3 separate regions of the Homo sapiens genome follow, and all the other regions are linked to region 1. The links are chromatin loops, found by intact Hi-C in ENCODE. Cell type or tissue: dorsolateral prefrontal cortex. All regions are shown on one strand. Region 1 has its middle 22 kb from the start of CPEB4. Region 2 has its middle 18 kb from the start of LINC01942. Region 3 has its middle 9.9 kb from the start of BOD1.

Region 1 (2,500 bases):
ACTTTTCCTCCCAGTCCTTAGGAAAAGTGATTTTTTCTGGCATAATCTGAAATCAGGAAGCTCAGAGATGTGTGTGGACAGAATTCACATTAACTAAAGGGACCCATTCATCTACCACACACCATGATCTCAGGATTAATTTGAATTACACAATGCCAGTCTTCTAGGAGAGCGTCTGGCACCGAGTAGGTGCTCTTAACTTCATTAGATCATATCATTGGCTTGACTTTACTCCCTAATGATTCCCATGGATATTGTCCCAAACATCCACTCTGCTCTGTAGCCTTGTCATTTATATACCTGCAATGTATAGAAATGTTATTCACACTTTTGGAACTCCTACTAGGCGCCAGGCGCTTCAGGCAGTAAGGTAGAGGGTGGCAACTGGTACAGTGAATAGGCATGCTTGCCCTACCCACTTCTTCCTGTATTCACTTACTAGCTTGTAGCCTGAACCAGTTACTTAGCACCCTCGTTAATGTCTTCGTTTCCCTATGGGTAAAATACACATAATAATATTACCTACATCTTAGAGCTGCTGGGAGGATTAAGTGAATAAGATGTGTAAAGTGCTTCTATACATGTATTATGATTATACCCATTATTTCATTTAATTCTCATAACCCTAGAGGTATGTGTGATTGTCACAAATTTGCAGGTCTGTCTTACTACAAAGCCTGGTTTCAGCATGCTCCCATTATGGCCAGAAGCAGCTGACATTACCAAAGCCCATCACAGTGCCCATGAAACAGGAAGCAGGCGAGGACCCTGTCTATCCGGCCCCTCCACAATCCCAGCTAGTGGGAGATTATGTTGGGGGACAGAATTCAAGGAGAGCTGCAACAAATATATTAACAATGGCTGCTGTGTGTTGGGTGGGTACTCTGTGCCAGGAACCATGATAAGCACTTTATGTATCTTATCCCGATTTCAACTCACAATGATGCATAGAGGAAACCATTATTAACTTCACTTTACGTGAGAAACTGGGGCACCTAGGTTTAAGTAACATGGCTAGGGTCATACATATAGAAAGCGGCCCTAGCAGGATTGAATCTTGGTCTCTCCATTCAGAATTTCATGCTCTTAACCACCAAGAAAAGACAGAGTAGCATGCTGCTCAATTGACAAAACAGGAATCCCACAGAAACCTGTCTAGGGATTCTGCACCGTGAACCCCATTCTAACATAAACCAGGTTTGCATCCTTGCTGCAGCAGTGAGGAGTGTAGCTCGGTGCTGAGGCTGGCAAATGCAGCATCTGATGCAATCTATTGCATTACTGAATGTGCAGTGCTCATGTTTTAAAAAAAGAAGAAAAAAGGAACGAAAAAAAAAAAAAAAACGCTGTAGAAATGGTTGGAAGGCGGGGAGGCCCAGAACCCGGCCAATTGAAAAGCAGCAGCTGGCTTTACCAACGTCGATCGCAGTGCCCATCAAACAGGAAGCAGGCGAGGACCCTGGCTGTCCAGGTCCTCGCCAATCCCAGCCAGCCAGACAAGGAAGGCTGAGGGCACTCTGACAAGGCCCTTTCAGCCAGCTCCCGCAGCCAGGCCCAGCTGTACAAAGCAGTGTCACTGCCTCAGAGGAGACCATCTGGGGGACAATAGTTCCGGGATAGTCTGTCCTCTCTCTGTGTGCTCTGTCACCCCCAGGCTCCGCCTCAGCTGCTGCCCGCACCAGGCCAGGGGGAGACTTCCCCATTTCCTCCTTTAAAAGGCTCATCAGGAAGGAAAGAAGAGCAAAAAGCAACGGGTAAAATAAGGTTTAGCTTCATCCAACACAAAAGGGGGTGAGATAAAGGACAATTGTGTGTCAAACCCAGTATGAAACATACTGGGGCAAGGCTAATGAGTGGGGGCCCACCCGAGAGAGAACGTCAGTAGGATCTAGCAGCTGGTCGCCACCACTGTTCAGGGGCTGAAGGCTTGCTAGAACCAATTGGACTGTGCGTGAAGTCTTCTGGCTCGGACCGACGGTTTCAGGGACAAGCGGCCCAGGACTCCGATCCCAGCTCAGTCGCAGGTACCGGCATACAGCCACTTCCGCGGTACCCTGTGGCCCCACCCCTGGGCACAGATGATTGAGCCAGGAGAAGAGGTCAGCTGACCAAGAAAGACCAATCAGAACCCCACTCTTCCAGTGGGAACACCCACCTCTCAACACCTCGAGGGCAGGATTTTTTGTTTTGGTGTTTGTTCCTCCCCGCCCTTTTTATCTATTTTGTGCACTGCTATATCTTAAATGCCTAAAATAAAACCCATAACCTAGCAGTTGCTCAGTATGTATTTAACTGAATCATGCTCTATACTTCAAGTCAGGATTCAGCCAACTGGTCTCCCTCGAACTAGAACTGAAGTTCCCTTAACTGGGAAACTGGGGCAGTCCTGCTCTGCAAAATGGACTTCAGGGTGTGCAATGGGAAAAGAAGGAGGAGAATGAGCAAGAAGAATGGAGGCAGAGAGAGTGGTGACAGGCTTCCCGAATACATCCCAGTATCC
Region 2 (2,500 bases), 200 kb before region 1:
TGTTTGTCATTGTTGAACTTTAGCCTGCTAGATTTTATCAGAAGGTAGCAGTTTGTCTGGAGAAACTTTGAAATTGTCAAAGAATTTGTTCCTTCTTGTGAGTCCTGCCAAATAAAACAAATGCAGGAAAACCTGGCTGCCTCTTAGAGAGCCCTAAACATCCCACTGCTATCTGAAAGATTGATATTCATCCTCTGAAATAAAGTCGTTTCTTTCCCATTATCTTCAGGAGCTTCAGCTAAGGATGCTAATATGGAAAACAAGGAGAGGTAAGCGGTTTGATTTTCCCCCCTTTCTCTCTTCAGGAAATTGCTTTCTTATGCAAGAGAAATGCAAGTTCACCCACAGTGGATCAGTCATATGATAAGAAATCTGTTTGCAAGACAGGGAAGCTCATTTCCCTGTTGAGAAGCTGCATTTGTTTGAGGGAGACAAGGAGAGAGAAAGCATTTTTGCTGGGCACAGGGAAGGGATTAAGGCATCATGACAAGCACATTGCTTAGAAATGAGCCCAATTAAAAAAACATGAACCCATCTGACCCTCATGTGAAAACCCAGGGCTGTCACCGTCCACTCCTTGATTTGAGAGACCAGCACAATTATTCTGGAGATCATTAAGATTCTGGGGGAATGAGTTTTCTGGTTTTGCTTGTGATTTCCATTTTTCTCATTACTGACAGAAGCTGCATTTATGGATCTTTCTGTTTAAAACAGGAGCTTCTCGGGCTGGTTTTATTTTGAATCGGCCTCCCCAAAAGGCATAATGTCAAAAGCTTAAATGGGCTCATCTGGGCTGAATGTGTGAGAACCCCGGCCCCTCCCACCCCCACCAACTTTTTTTTAAAATTTTTTTTTTTCTTGCCTTTGGAGATGGGATTCACGGGCGTGGGCAGGCAATTAGATTTTAAAGCGGGAGAACTCCGTTGCACTTGCCAGGAACTGCTGAAGCAAGCAGGAGAGCCCGTGGGCTTTGAATCCTGGCACGGAGGCAGGCGCTCCCGGCCCAGCTCTCGTAGGATGGGTGAGAGGAGTGTGTTTGTCTTTGTTCTGAAAAGGGAAATTTAATTTCATTCCCTGAGCACTATCTGCATGGCGATTCCATAGCTAGGCGATACTGGCTTTCAAAAGCCTGGGCCATTGCCTAGTTTGGGAAATGTCAAGAGTTGGCATGGTCCAGCAGAGGGTCAGCTTCCAGTGGCAGGCCAGTGCCCAGGCTTCATGCTCAGCCTTCATCTGTGGCCCCGTTCCCAGGAGGGCTGCTATCTCTCTAAAGATCGAAGGACTTTGTGTCCCCAAGCCAGCCTTCTCACATGCTGCCGGCTGAGTCACGAGGTTGGGGGCTGACGTCTGATTTCAAAGCCACTGAGAAAGAAATGCCAACACTCGTTCAAGAAGCTGGCTGGTGCTGTGCCTAGAACTCTGGACTGGAAGCCGCCTGGAGATGGATCCGGACTTGGAGGAGCCCGTTTATGGGACCCCAGACCATGCTGCTGCTCTCACGGAGCTTATCTTCTCACAGCGGCGGGTGGTAGGGGAAGTACATGATGAAATGAACAGAAAGATATTGGGTAATGATAAGGGATGTGATGAAAATGAGACTGAGTGATGTGAGAGATCAGAGGGCTTCTCGGAGGAGGTGACATTTGAGGTGAGACCTGATGAGAAAGAGCCAGCCATGCAGAAATCTGAGGGAAGAGCATCCCACACAGAGAGAACAGCAACTACAACCCCACTGAGCAGAAAGCCAGCTTGGCATGTCTTTGGAACAGTGAGGAAGCCAAAGTGGTTCCAGCGTGATGAGCGAGGGGGAGAAGATGCCATGAGATGAAGTCAGAGTGATAGGCACTATCGTAGGAAGGAGTTTGACTGAGATGCTAAATATTTTGCAGAATTTTTGGAAGCAGGGGAGAGACAGCTGACCTGATTTGTATTTTAAGAGGATCACTCTGCTTTGTGCATGGAGAATCCATTGAAGGGAGCACAAGACAGGAAGCAGGGTTGATCATCAGAGCTACTGTGGCAAATGGGCAAATGAAGCCATTTTTATCTTCCTGTGACAAGGCAACTTGTCACCAAAGGGACAGGACATCCTTCTTCAAGTCAACATTTCTAGGGTTTTGCTTATTCTGAATATGGTGGAGGCTATGGTGGTTTACTTGAAGGTATGGTTTACTAACCAGATCCCAGAAACTCACCTGTGTGTAAGAGTCTGATTTCTCGAGCATTCGCAGCCCTGCAATAGCAAGTCAGTGAGAATGGCCTTGAGCACAGCGTCTAATCAGAGCAGGCCCCCACTGGAGTACCAAAAAGGCTGTGAGGGGCACCTGTGACAGTTTGTGGTGAACAACTGTGCAGCAAGACAAAGTAATACAATCCACGTCCGATTTTTAAGATGCATTCCAGACCAAAGGTCAGGTGCCTCGCTGTCTATAGAAATCAACATACAGCTAATATGTTACATATTGATGTCCTATGTATTTCGTAGCAGTCCAAAGTGATC
Region 3 (2,500 bases), 240 kb before region 1:
TTATTTGGTACTGATTGACTTTCTGAAGGTATCAGAGGAGGGACTGATGTTTCAGCCACATTAAAAACAAATAAACAAGTGGCAAATTGTACTTTCAACCTTGTTCTTAGAGGACATTCCATGTCCCAAGGGACCCATAGTCAGCCTCCCACCCACTCACTATCCAGCTCACAGTGCCTCGCTTCCCCCGGATCTTCTTGGGGACACACCCTGGCCTGTCATCTCTCTGCAACCAAAACAAAGTGTGGGCCCAAGAAGCCTGTGGATATTCTAGGCATCCTGGCTCCTGCTGCCTGTCAGACAGTTACAAGAAGAGGATTTATTTCCAGAGGGAGCCTGGGGCTACAGTGAAGCACCCATCTTCCTTAGGAGACAGTGGCTCAGGAGCCTGTAGGCAGGAAAAAGGCTGCCTGCCTGAGCTCCAAGAGGCTGGGCTTGGCTCCCAGCTCCCCTTACTCTGGGCCCTCCAGTGCTTCATTCGTGGGCTGTGCTTCCAACATCTGCTGCTGCCACTTGCAGTTTGAGCAGAGTGTCTTCTGGGGCCACACCCAGAAGTAAGGGTTTCCTCTAGCCCCTAGGTGCTGCTAGATACATGTACAGTTCTCAGGGGCTCAACCAGGAATGAAACTCTGCTCTCCTACCTCCATTTCAGTGCTCTGTCTTCTGTTCCCTTTCCAGGTGGGCTTTGATTGGCAGGCCCCATTCAGTGGACCCTGGGCATTGTCAACACTACTTGCCAGATTTCCCCAGCTCTCTGCCCTCCAGATCTGAGGCAAGACGGCACTTGCTGGCCCCAAGGCAGGGCCATGTGACTAGGTCTGGCCAGTGAGCCATGCGTGGAAGTGACATATGTCACTTCTGGTTGGGAGCCTGTAATTGCTGCTCTAATCACCCCTTCCCAATGCCATGGTGACTGTGGGAAATATTTGAGATCAGGCGGCTCCAGCAGCCTGAGGTCTGAGTTAAGAAAGTCCTGGAATGGAGCCCCTTGCTGGACATGTAAGCGTGACCCAGAAATAACCCTTGGTTGTTTTTAAGCCCCTCAGATTTAAGATGTTTTTGTTACTACAGCATTACTGAGCCTAACCTGATTGATACGTGCACATTTGCCTGAGATTTGGTTACCTGGCATCTCAACTCTCAATGCCCTTCCTATTTGGGGGGAACTCTGTACCCCCTGAGGCTTGTTAGGTGGCAGAGCCTTCCTATGGGTAGAGAAAATACCAGATACCCACTTTCCCAGCCTCCTTTGCAGCTCTGTGCACAGCCATGGCCAGAAGGGACAGTGCTCCAGCTGCAATGACAGGGGCCCTGTGTTTGTAGCAGCTGCAGCAATGATGTCACTGGACTGGTTCTGGAGCAAGAGTTTTGTTTGTGATTCTGGCTGCGAGACCGCCCTTTTTCTTACCTATTTCCTGAGCCTAGTTCTTCAGTCTTCCTGTCAATTCCGTGAGCTACCTAGAATCTTTCAATGAATTCCCTTTCAGCTTAAATCACCCAGAATACATTTATGTTGCTTGCAACTAAGAGCCTTGGAGCAGTACTGCCAGTTAGAGGTCAATGTGAAGCTGGAAGGGAGGGCAGAAACTGGCAAGATGCACCTGCCTTCCCTTGCTTTTCTCAAACTTGCTTCTCCAGGGGCAGGCCTTGTATATCTTAGCCCAGTGCAAGCAAGGGTCTTCTGGTCAGACTTGGTCACCTTTTGGGCATGTGAGCCTCACTTCCCTTATCTGTAGAATAGAGTGACTAAAAGACCTTATTTTTAGGGTGGATATGAGGAAGGCATTTGAAAGAGAATGTATTTGAGAGAGTTCCAGGAATGATAAAACAAGACCCCCAGTACAAGTTTACCATGTTATTATTGTCAAGTGTTAGCTTGCATGAGTATATCCAGCTGTGGAATCGCAGTTGGCATAACAAGGTAAAGTGGCATCTTGAGACCCTTCCTAATGTCACTCTGTCACTCAGCTCTTTGGAGGTTACAGTTCATTCCTCTTCATTCAGACCCATGTGAGGTTCTGCCCAAGAGACCTAAAAACCCCAGCCTTTAGATACGAAGAAATTCCTTGTGAACTTGGTAAAAACAGAGAAGCATAGAGGTGGGAAAGAATATTAGGGACCGTTTTATTCAACATTCAACTTGCAGAGTTCAGAGACAGGGAGCCACTAACCCACGGCCACACAGCAACTCTGTAGCTGAGCTTGGGGGTTGGAATGTGGAACTTTTGAACCTGATATTGGGGTTGTAATCTGGAGGTAGGGTTGTTTTATAATCCAAGTCTGCAGAAATATACTGGAAATAGGACGATTCTCTCTCAAATTAACAGCCCTATTTCATAACAACTGATGACCAACTGATGCTCGTTCCGTCCTACAGAAAGATCCCGAGAGGGCCCCTTCTCCTTTTCTTTCTCCGCTGTCTAAAATGCTTTATTGAGGAAGGGTGAAAAATTGCTGAATTGATCTTTTTAAATGAACGCGGATCTGAACCAAAGAAATT

Evidence for each region. A loop is a pair of places that touch in the nucleus more often than their neighbours do. Peaks named below come from ENCODE experiments on the same cell type or tissue, not always from the same donor. Only the 100,000 strongest peaks of a DNase experiment are listed, where the experiment ranks them.
Region 2: it touches region 1 in a loop (2.8-fold over the local background); 2 of 110 quality-filtered maps call a loop at or near these places.
Region 3: it touches region 1 in a loop (4-fold over the local background); 5 of 110 quality-filtered maps call a loop at or near these places.

Annotation. Positions count from the first base shown.
Region 1 is chr5:173,865,056-173,867,555 of GRCh38, forward strand. No RefSeq gene overlaps it. Among named protein-coding and RNA genes, the nearest start is that of CPEB4, 22 kb to the right of the region's middle. In dorsolateral prefrontal cortex, a CTCF peak has its summit at 1,462; DNase peaks (open chromatin) are centred at 1,516 and 2,056; H3K4me3 peaks cover 1,804 bases; H3K27ac peaks cover 2,500 bases.
Region 2 is chr5:173,670,000-173,672,499 of GRCh38, forward strand. No RefSeq gene overlaps it. Among named protein-coding and RNA genes, the nearest start is that of LINC01942, 18 kb to the right of the region's middle. RefSeq lists an enhancer at 4-600. In dorsolateral prefrontal cortex, no CTCF peak of the experiment used is centred here; DNase peaks (open chromatin) are centred at 1,002 and 1,312; H3K4me3 peaks cover 1,449 bases; H3K27ac peaks cover 2,500 bases.
Region 3 is chr5:173,625,309-173,627,808 of GRCh38, forward strand. No RefSeq gene overlaps it. Among named protein-coding and RNA genes, the nearest start is that of BOD1, 9.9 kb to the left of the region's middle. In dorsolateral prefrontal cortex, no CTCF peak of the experiment used is centred here; a DNase peak (open chromatin) is centred at 1,303; H3K4me3 peaks cover 248 bases; H3K27ac peaks cover 2,500 bases.